Regions from separate parts of the Homo sapiens genome. Here region 2 is linked to region 1. A link is a loop called in an ENCODE intact Hi-C map of the cell type or tissue named here. Cell type or tissue: Caco-2. All regions are shown on one strand. Each heading gives the region's core, and the rest is flanking DNA. Links, peaks and the distances in the headings are about the cores only.

Region 1 (5,551 bases), core at 1,173-3,672:
GCTTCTGCAGAGATGGCCAGGATGCTTCTAGAGTGGTACTTAGGCCTTTTGCATCATGAGAAGACAGGGTGCTCAGAAAGATGGGATAAAATTCCACTCAGCTAAGCTTCCTGGGTGTAAAACTTAGGGATGAGTTTTTCTGTCTTTGAGAGTGAAACTTAATGAGAAACACTGCTAAGGGTTTCAGCATTTTCCTGACGGGAGTGAGGAGCAGCTCCACGGCAGCACGGTGGTAGAAACCAAGAACCCCCAAAGAGACAGCAAAGATGAAGTGGCAGTAGCAAGGCATGGCTGAGGCCAAGGCCACATCTGGAAGAAGTAGGAGAAACCATGGGCGAACAACTCCAACTGGGCTCATCTAAATCTCACAGAAGCAAATGCCCTCACATAAAGGGCCAGTCTATGTGTGATCAGTTAGATTTGTCATTTTCTAGGCACTAGTGAGCTTGCTTCCAGAGGACGTGGGGGAAATGTGAAATCCTAAGCAAGCCTCTGACTCCAAGGTCTGGTTCCTGGGCCCTGGAAACTTGTCTGGGGAATGATGACCTTGATGGGGTAGGTGGTTGTGTCAGAACGCACCCCTATTGATTGTGGCAAGATGAACTTAATTTTTCTATTTAATTTCTTCCACACTTGGCTTCAGGGTATTGAAATATGCTTACGGGGAACAATAGATCCTTGCAGGATGGGGTTCTCTGTGCCATTAACAATGGTTGAGCTTATTCTACTACATCGGTCCCCTGCCAAGAGACAAATAGCAGGAAAAGAACTCAATGCTTGTTAGGACTTTTTTCTTACAGAGATTGGGGACTGATAGCTAAACTGGGTTTAGGTTGTTGTGGCCTAACATGTCCCATCCCTATCCATATGTTGAAGTCCTAATCCCCAGTCTCAGAATGTATTTGGAGATAAGGTCTTTAGATAAGTCATTAAGTTCAAGCGAGGTTCTTAGGGCTGGCTCCGGTCTAATATAACAGGTGTCCTAAGAAGAGGAAATTTGGATATTGACATGAACAGAGCAATGACCATATCAAGACACCAGAAGAAGACAACCATCTATAAGCCAAGGAGAGAGGCCTCAGAAAAAATCAACCCCTTCGACACCTTGATCTTGGACTTCTAGCTTCCAGAACTGTAAGAAAATAAATTTCTGGTGTTTAAGTCACCCAGTCTGTGGTACTTTTACGTCAGCCCTAGCAAATGAATGCAGTGGTCCAGGGTTCTGAAGATATTTCAAAAAGGCTTAGGGTAGATGAAGCAAGGCTGAGGGGGAAGATGAAATACCTGTGGCCCCAAACTTTGCCTGTATAATTCAATCATCAGGTTTTGGTGTACTTTAAAGCAATGCACAAGCAGAATATACAACTGTTCATGAAAAACAATATTATAGAAATGATAGTCACAGTGATGTGTGGAATGTTTATTGCATGCCAGCCTCTGTTCCAAGTACTGTAGAAATGCTGTTTAATTTTCACAACAGCATTCTGAGGTAGGTAGCCTAAGTATTCCCATTTTATGTGTATGGAAACAGTCACAGATGATTAATTTAGCCACAGAGAGTAATTTACTCAAGGTCACCCAGCTAGTTGCAGGGTCTGGGCTCTGACAGGTGAATGGGCTAAATAAGACTCAAAGGCACTTAGTAGTTATTCCGAGTCATGAAATGAGCAAGGAAGTAGCAGAGCTAAGACTTCCAGTCAGCTGCTTTGTCTTCAGATGTTCCCTTTTGAGTTCCTCACAGGCTGCCATGAGTTAGACAAATGGCACTAACACACCGAGTGTGTCTCTATTACTCTTGAAAAGAAACAGCCTTTCATAAGCAAGAAAGTTAAAACAGCAGTGATGGTCAGCTAAAGATGGCCTCCTTCAATTCTATTTTTGTTCACAACTTTTCTTCCTCACTTCTGAAACCCCTCAGAAAAAAACTCTTCTGCTCATGCTTAGTGTTTATTTTACGTGATTGATCTCACCACTGGAATTACGCTGTGCTATAAGGCTGCAGTAATCCTTAACCAGTGACTCACAAACCCAGCTGGTGCTTAATTTGTATTGCAATCAGCAGTGTGGGAGCACGTTTTTCTATTTTCTGAGTAAACATACGAACCCAGGATCAATATAGATTGGAGACTGTTTGCAATTAACAAAAGATGAGTTCAATGATATTATGCGGGGTGGGGGGAGGCAGGGAAGAAGAAAAGCAAGGACCCTCATTTAAAAATTCATCCAGGTGCTCTCATGTTGAAATGTCTGAATAAATTAACACAGAATTAGAAAATTGTGTATAATTAAGGTTTTTTAATGCACCTCTGTTAAGTATTAAAACACAAACATACAGAAAAAGAAGCTTTTGAGAACACATATTTGTTTTGATTAAGGATAAGACATTTGATAAAAGTTAATATATTTGCCAACACATTACAAATGAGCATGAAGATGATAGATTTTTTTGGTGTGTATCTTCCCTCCTATTTGTGTGATAAACAACTGCCATGTATTCCATATTTTCTATGGATATTGTTAAGACTTGGACTGACCTCTCAATCATATTTTACTCACTTATTTAATCTGTAAACCAAAAATAAAATTCTACACCCACCTCAACCACCTGAATGGACTTCCTCCTCAGCCAGGGCACTCTTAAAACTTAACATGAAGGACTGGTTCAGGCCATGATGGGAAGTGGGGATCAGGTATGCCTCATTATACCTCTCCATCATTAACATCAACACATACTTTAGGTCTGATAAGAAACTTTTTACAGCCTATTTTCTCTGAAGCCTACTACCTGAAGGCTTCCTCTGCAAATAAGAACTTTGGTCTCCACAATCCTTTATCTTAACCCAGGCATTCCTTTCTATTAATTCCAGGTCTTTAGATAAACTCAACCAATTGTCAACTAGAAAAATTGTAAATCTGTCTATAAGCTGGAAGCCCCCACTTCAAGTTGTCCCACCTTTCTGGACCAAACCAACGTATTTCTTAAATGTATTTAATTGAAGTTTTATATCTCTCTAAACTGCATAAAACCAAGCTGTACCCCAACCACCTTGGGCACATGTTCTCAGGACCTTCTGAGGGCTGTGCCATGGGGCATGGTCACTCATTGTTGGCTCAAAATAAATCTCTTCCAGTATTTTACAGAGTTTGACTCTTTTCATTAACACTTCTATTCACTCATTCAAAAATATTTATTTCTGGCCTGCTTATGCTCAAAACTGGAGATAAGGCAGTCAGTATAACAAAATATGGTCCTGTTTGTTGAAGATCTTAGGGTCTGGAGAGGCAGTGAGTCACCAAACAATCATGTGAATGCAATGTTGATAAATGCTGTGAAGGAGGCATAAATGGTGTTCCAGCTACAAAAATAGCTGGCTCTGACTCCCGAACTAGAATTATTTCTCTGATGTGTTTGCAGAGGTGATATGAAATGCTGTTAACTATGGGTGAAAGTTAAAGAATAGTCAATGCGTTCATCTAGAAATATTTTTCTCTTGCCGCATTTAGCTTTGGGTTAATTGTTTGGTAGAACTTATTTTGTGGCTGCCTGAAAATATGAAATCTTCTAGCTCAGCGGTCTTACACACTGCTCATTCACAACTATTTATACTATCATCAAGTGGTTAATGTGCACTAAACCAACTAAAGGACTAATTTAAAAGTTTCTTTTTCTGCTTTTTTTTTTTTTCCTGGGAACCCAGTGGCATCCTAGGGATTTGTCAGAACACTGTCAACAGAGGAAGACTCAGGAAAAGAATGAAAAGTCCAGCTGCTCCCAGCCCTTTCCAGCCTCCATTCATTATGCTTAAGTCTGTTCCTACATAGTGGGCTGTTTCATTGGGGCTGCATGGTGTTTGTCCCTGACTGGAGTGGAAGTTTCAGAAGAGTGAGCTCTTGGAGAACTGAGAGTTAAGTTAGCCTCTTTACAAACTAAATGGATGTTTTTTCATTGGAAACGAGTTCTTTTCTACACAACTTATATCTAGAAAGTCAGTTAGCCAGTAAATATATGAGATTCAAAAAAGGTCTGAAGGAAATACGAATGGTAGGGAGAAAGGAAGGCAGGCAGAGAAGTCAAGATTTTGAAAATCAGTAAAAACTATTATGAGCAAAAACATTTCTTTTTGACCAGCTAACCGTTCTGTCAAACTAAGTTCTAGCCAGATAATCATAGCTACTGCATAATAATGGAATTTTTTTTTATTGTGCTGTGACATGCCTGAAATAAATTTCATTAGAACTGGTTATTGATATGAGACTTAAGTAGCAGAGGAAGCTTGCTGTAATCAGCCAATGTTTTAGTATTTTTCTCAGTATTTTAGAGCATTAGTATTCTTTATCAATATAAATATTTAAAACCTATGAATTGAAAAAATAAGCAAAAAGAAATGGAAGTTAACGATGATATTTCTATTTGATAGTCTGTAATGTTAAGAGGAACTAAGTATAGAAGATAAGACTTCTAGAGTTTCCTAAATCTCTAAATGTTTCACACTGAATTTTATCTAAATAGTTACTACATGCCCTTTAAGAGAAACTGATAAATGATTCACACTAAGGGGAAAAAAATCAGGAAATATTCAGACTTTAGTTTCTGGCAGAGTAGAAATGATACATTTTCACATTGCTTTAATCTCTAATCAACATTAAATTAGAAAATGAAACAAATGTTCTGAAACAAAGAAAAATCAATGAAAAGACACAAAGAGCATAAATATGTGGAATGTAATCAAAATTGTAGCTAATTGTTATGCTGAAAAAATTAGCTACATGTGGACTGAATAAAATAAACTCTATGAAATTGCCGACATTTGTAGTTTGTTCAATATGCAGCATTGTTCAAAATGCCAAGTGTTAGGAATGACTGTTGTAGTCACTGTTTTGATCTCAAGGCAATTGAACAAAAGTGATGAAGTTTAAGAATAGGAAATTTTGGGGACCTATAAATTTATAATAAAATTAACAAATGAAATAGAATACATCCTGGACTTAAAAATGGAAGAATCTAAACACTAGCTAGTGTTTTCATCTGAATTCACTTTCAACAAACATGAAAAATGGGGATAATTATGTTTTTTTAATCCCCTATTGTACCAAGGACAAACAAACCAATATATTAAAAGCCCTTTGTGGTCCTCAGGGGAAAGGCAAAGAAAATTCATCGATGACTTCAAACTGGTGGTAAATGGAAACACTCACATTCTGTTTGGTTAACAGTGAACTGATACCTGGCAAAGTGTCCTCTTGTGATATCATTCAGGATTGAGCAAAGTTGTGGACAATAGGATAAGCAAAGTGGAAGTTTCTTTCATGTATCTGTGAATCTCTTAGTAAGGCTCATGCAAAGCTTGGAAATTTTCTTCAAGTTATGTAGCTACATGGGGCAGCTCGGGGCAGAAGGTTGTCATTGTAGCCACCTCCAATCAACTCCTCTTATCATCTGGCAGCCATTTTGCGAGGCAGAAATGTAACCCCACATAGCCCTTCCTTAACTATCTCTTACAAGCTTGGAATCTTCTTAAACTTGACATGCAGGCCTGAAGGTAGCTTAGTA
Region 2 (2,500 bases), core at 1-2,500, 570 kb after region 1:
GAAATACTACTTTACACCCACTGGAATGGCTAAAATGAAAGCTGACTATAGGAAATGCTGCTGAGTATGTGGACAAACTGGAAACTTCTTATATTATTATTTATAGTAAAAATTGTATAACTACTTTCAAAAACTATTTGGCAATTTCTTATAAAGTTAAAAATACACCTATACAAGGACTCAGCAATTCCATTTTTGGGTTTATATATAAAATAAGTGAAAGCATATGTCTTCAAAAAGATGTGTATGAGAATGTTCATAGCACTTTTATTCAGAATAGTAAAAAATCATAAGTGACTTTAGCATCCATCAATAGAATGAATAAACAAACTGTGATGTATTATACAAGAAAATAATACACTATAAATAGCCACACTATTGATATACTCAACAACATGGATAAATTTCAAAAATGCTCTGCTGAGCGATAGAAGCCATACATAAAACAGCCAATTCCATTTATATCAAGTTTAAGAAGGGGAAAAATTAACATATTGTGATAGAAATTTAAAAAGTAGTTGCTAGGAATAGGAATGTGGGCAGGATGAATTGACTGGAAATGGGATTAAGGTGAATAGAGAACTTTCTAGGGTGATGAAATTGTTTTATATCTCAACTTGGGTATTGGGTATACAAGTAAATATATTTGTCAAAATGTGTCAACGGAAAACTTATTATCTGTGCATTTACAAAAACCTAATTACTAAAGAAGTCATTTCTGTCCTAACTAATCTATACTTAATATCTAGTATAGCACTGAGTCCAGAGTCTGTGCTCAGTGAATAGTCAATTAATGAATAAATAAATATTATCAATATAATTTTATATTTATGAATATTTAGCACATAAGACCAGATTTCAAACTCTTTGGATGCACATTCCTCCTAACCCAGTGAATTTCTTCAGTTCTATCTGAGCATGCTAGCTTAGGGTTCCCCAGTCATAGAGGTAGGAGAAGGTATAGAAAATGGAAAAACACCCTCAGCATTTCAGTTACCTGATAAAAATGAGAGACAGATGAAAAGGAGGCAGATAGAAGGAGAAGGAGAAGAGATAATGTCTATGACATGGGGAGAGAAACAAAGGCTAGAGAGAGGTATTTCATCACATGGAACGCTAGACCAATCTTTTTAAAAGTACTATTTTATGTCATATATGCAGATACATAATCAATCAGTACAATAATTTAAAATGCAAAAAGGCAAACTCGCTATTTGGGCAAGAAAAAAATGATATATACACCCACTAAAGTAGATCATTTGGGAAGAAGAAATACTTCTTCCAGAGTTGTTTTAAAAAATATTAGAATGGCATGAACCCAGGAGGCGGAGCTTGCAGTGAGCCGAGATTTTGCCACTGCACTCCAGCCTGGGCGACAGAGCAAGACTCCGTCTCAAAAAAAAAAAAAAAAAAAAATTCACTTACTAAAGTTTGTAAGCTTTAGATGGTTACATACTCATTTTCCCATCACAACAGCAGCAGCAACAATCACAAAATTAAAATCAGGTAAATGCCTGCTCTGATAGACCACAAATATCATTGTCTACTTATAATTTAGCCCCATCTTGTGGTAGTCCAGGAAACTGGACTAAAGGCTGTCACTGTCCGATTGTGTTTTTGAAACTATAGGCATAAATGATACTATTCCAGTTAGGTTTAAGCCAAAAGAAACTAGACTAAGAGGACTACATTTCCAGTTAGTCAAGGGTTTCCCACTCCTTAGCTATACAATAAAGACATTCAAAGAAGTCTGTGAAATACTTTTGTTTCCTTGGACAAGCCACTTCTCTCAGAATAGTTATTTTCACAGAAGACCAGTGCTAAGTAACACAAGCCTTCATGTAACGTTTCTCCTCTGCCTCAGCAAACCAAAAGCAAAAAAGCTCAAAATCTGTCTTTGGGAACTAGTTAGGGAAAGTCAAACCACTTGAAAAGAACAGAATAATGTTGTTCTATCATCTCTATAACCATTAAAATTTTGAAGCAAATGACAGTTTACAATACTATTAACAAAGACATTTTAACAAAGATTCATGGTGATCAGTGACATTCAGCTAAAAGATTAAATTGGAATTTATTTCTTTGATTTTTCTTTTTTTTAACATTCAAAATTATATGGGGAAATGCATTTTCACCTGCCCTTTGGCAGTAACAGTGCTGCCGTTTTTGGAAGTGCCATTTAGAAATGTCTTAAGCCTGACCTTTCAGCACTAAATGAAACTTGTTCTATGTAACCAAAAATAGATATTTCTTTTAATCTAATTTAGAAAGTTGACCATAATATGACTCTGAATGTCATGATTACGATTATAAAATTATCAAAATGAGAATTATTCAGACATGACCATATAACTCAATTTCACTGGATTAGATACATCAGTAATTTACAAAAATACTTTTATTTGGATCTGTGTCAAGGTAGCCTGCAAATTTAAGTATGAAGATCAATGTGAATTATAAGCATACTTCAAGTACTATTGCCCGGTACTGATTTATCACA

The links. A loop is a pair of places that touch in the nucleus more often than their neighbours do. Peaks named below come from ENCODE experiments on the same cell type or tissue, not always from the same donor. Only the 100,000 strongest peaks of a DNase experiment are listed, where the experiment ranks them.
Region 2: it touches region 1 in a loop (4-fold over the local background); 2 of 110 quality-filtered maps call a loop at or near these places.

Annotation. Positions count from the first base shown.
Region 1 is chr11:106,464,986-106,470,536 of GRCh38, forward strand. No RefSeq gene overlaps it. Among named protein-coding and RNA genes, the nearest start is that of LINC02719, 340 kb to the left of the region's middle. In Caco-2, for the core only: no CTCF peak of the experiment used is centred there; DNase peaks (open chromatin) are centred at 2,026, 2,666, 3,002 and 3,326.
Region 2 is chr11:107,036,171-107,038,670 of GRCh38, forward strand. No RefSeq gene overlaps it. Among named protein-coding and RNA genes, the nearest start is that of GUCY1A2, 19 kb to the left of the region's middle. In Caco-2, for the core only: a CTCF peak has its summit at 1,557 (motif pointing left); no DNase peak of the experiment used is centred there.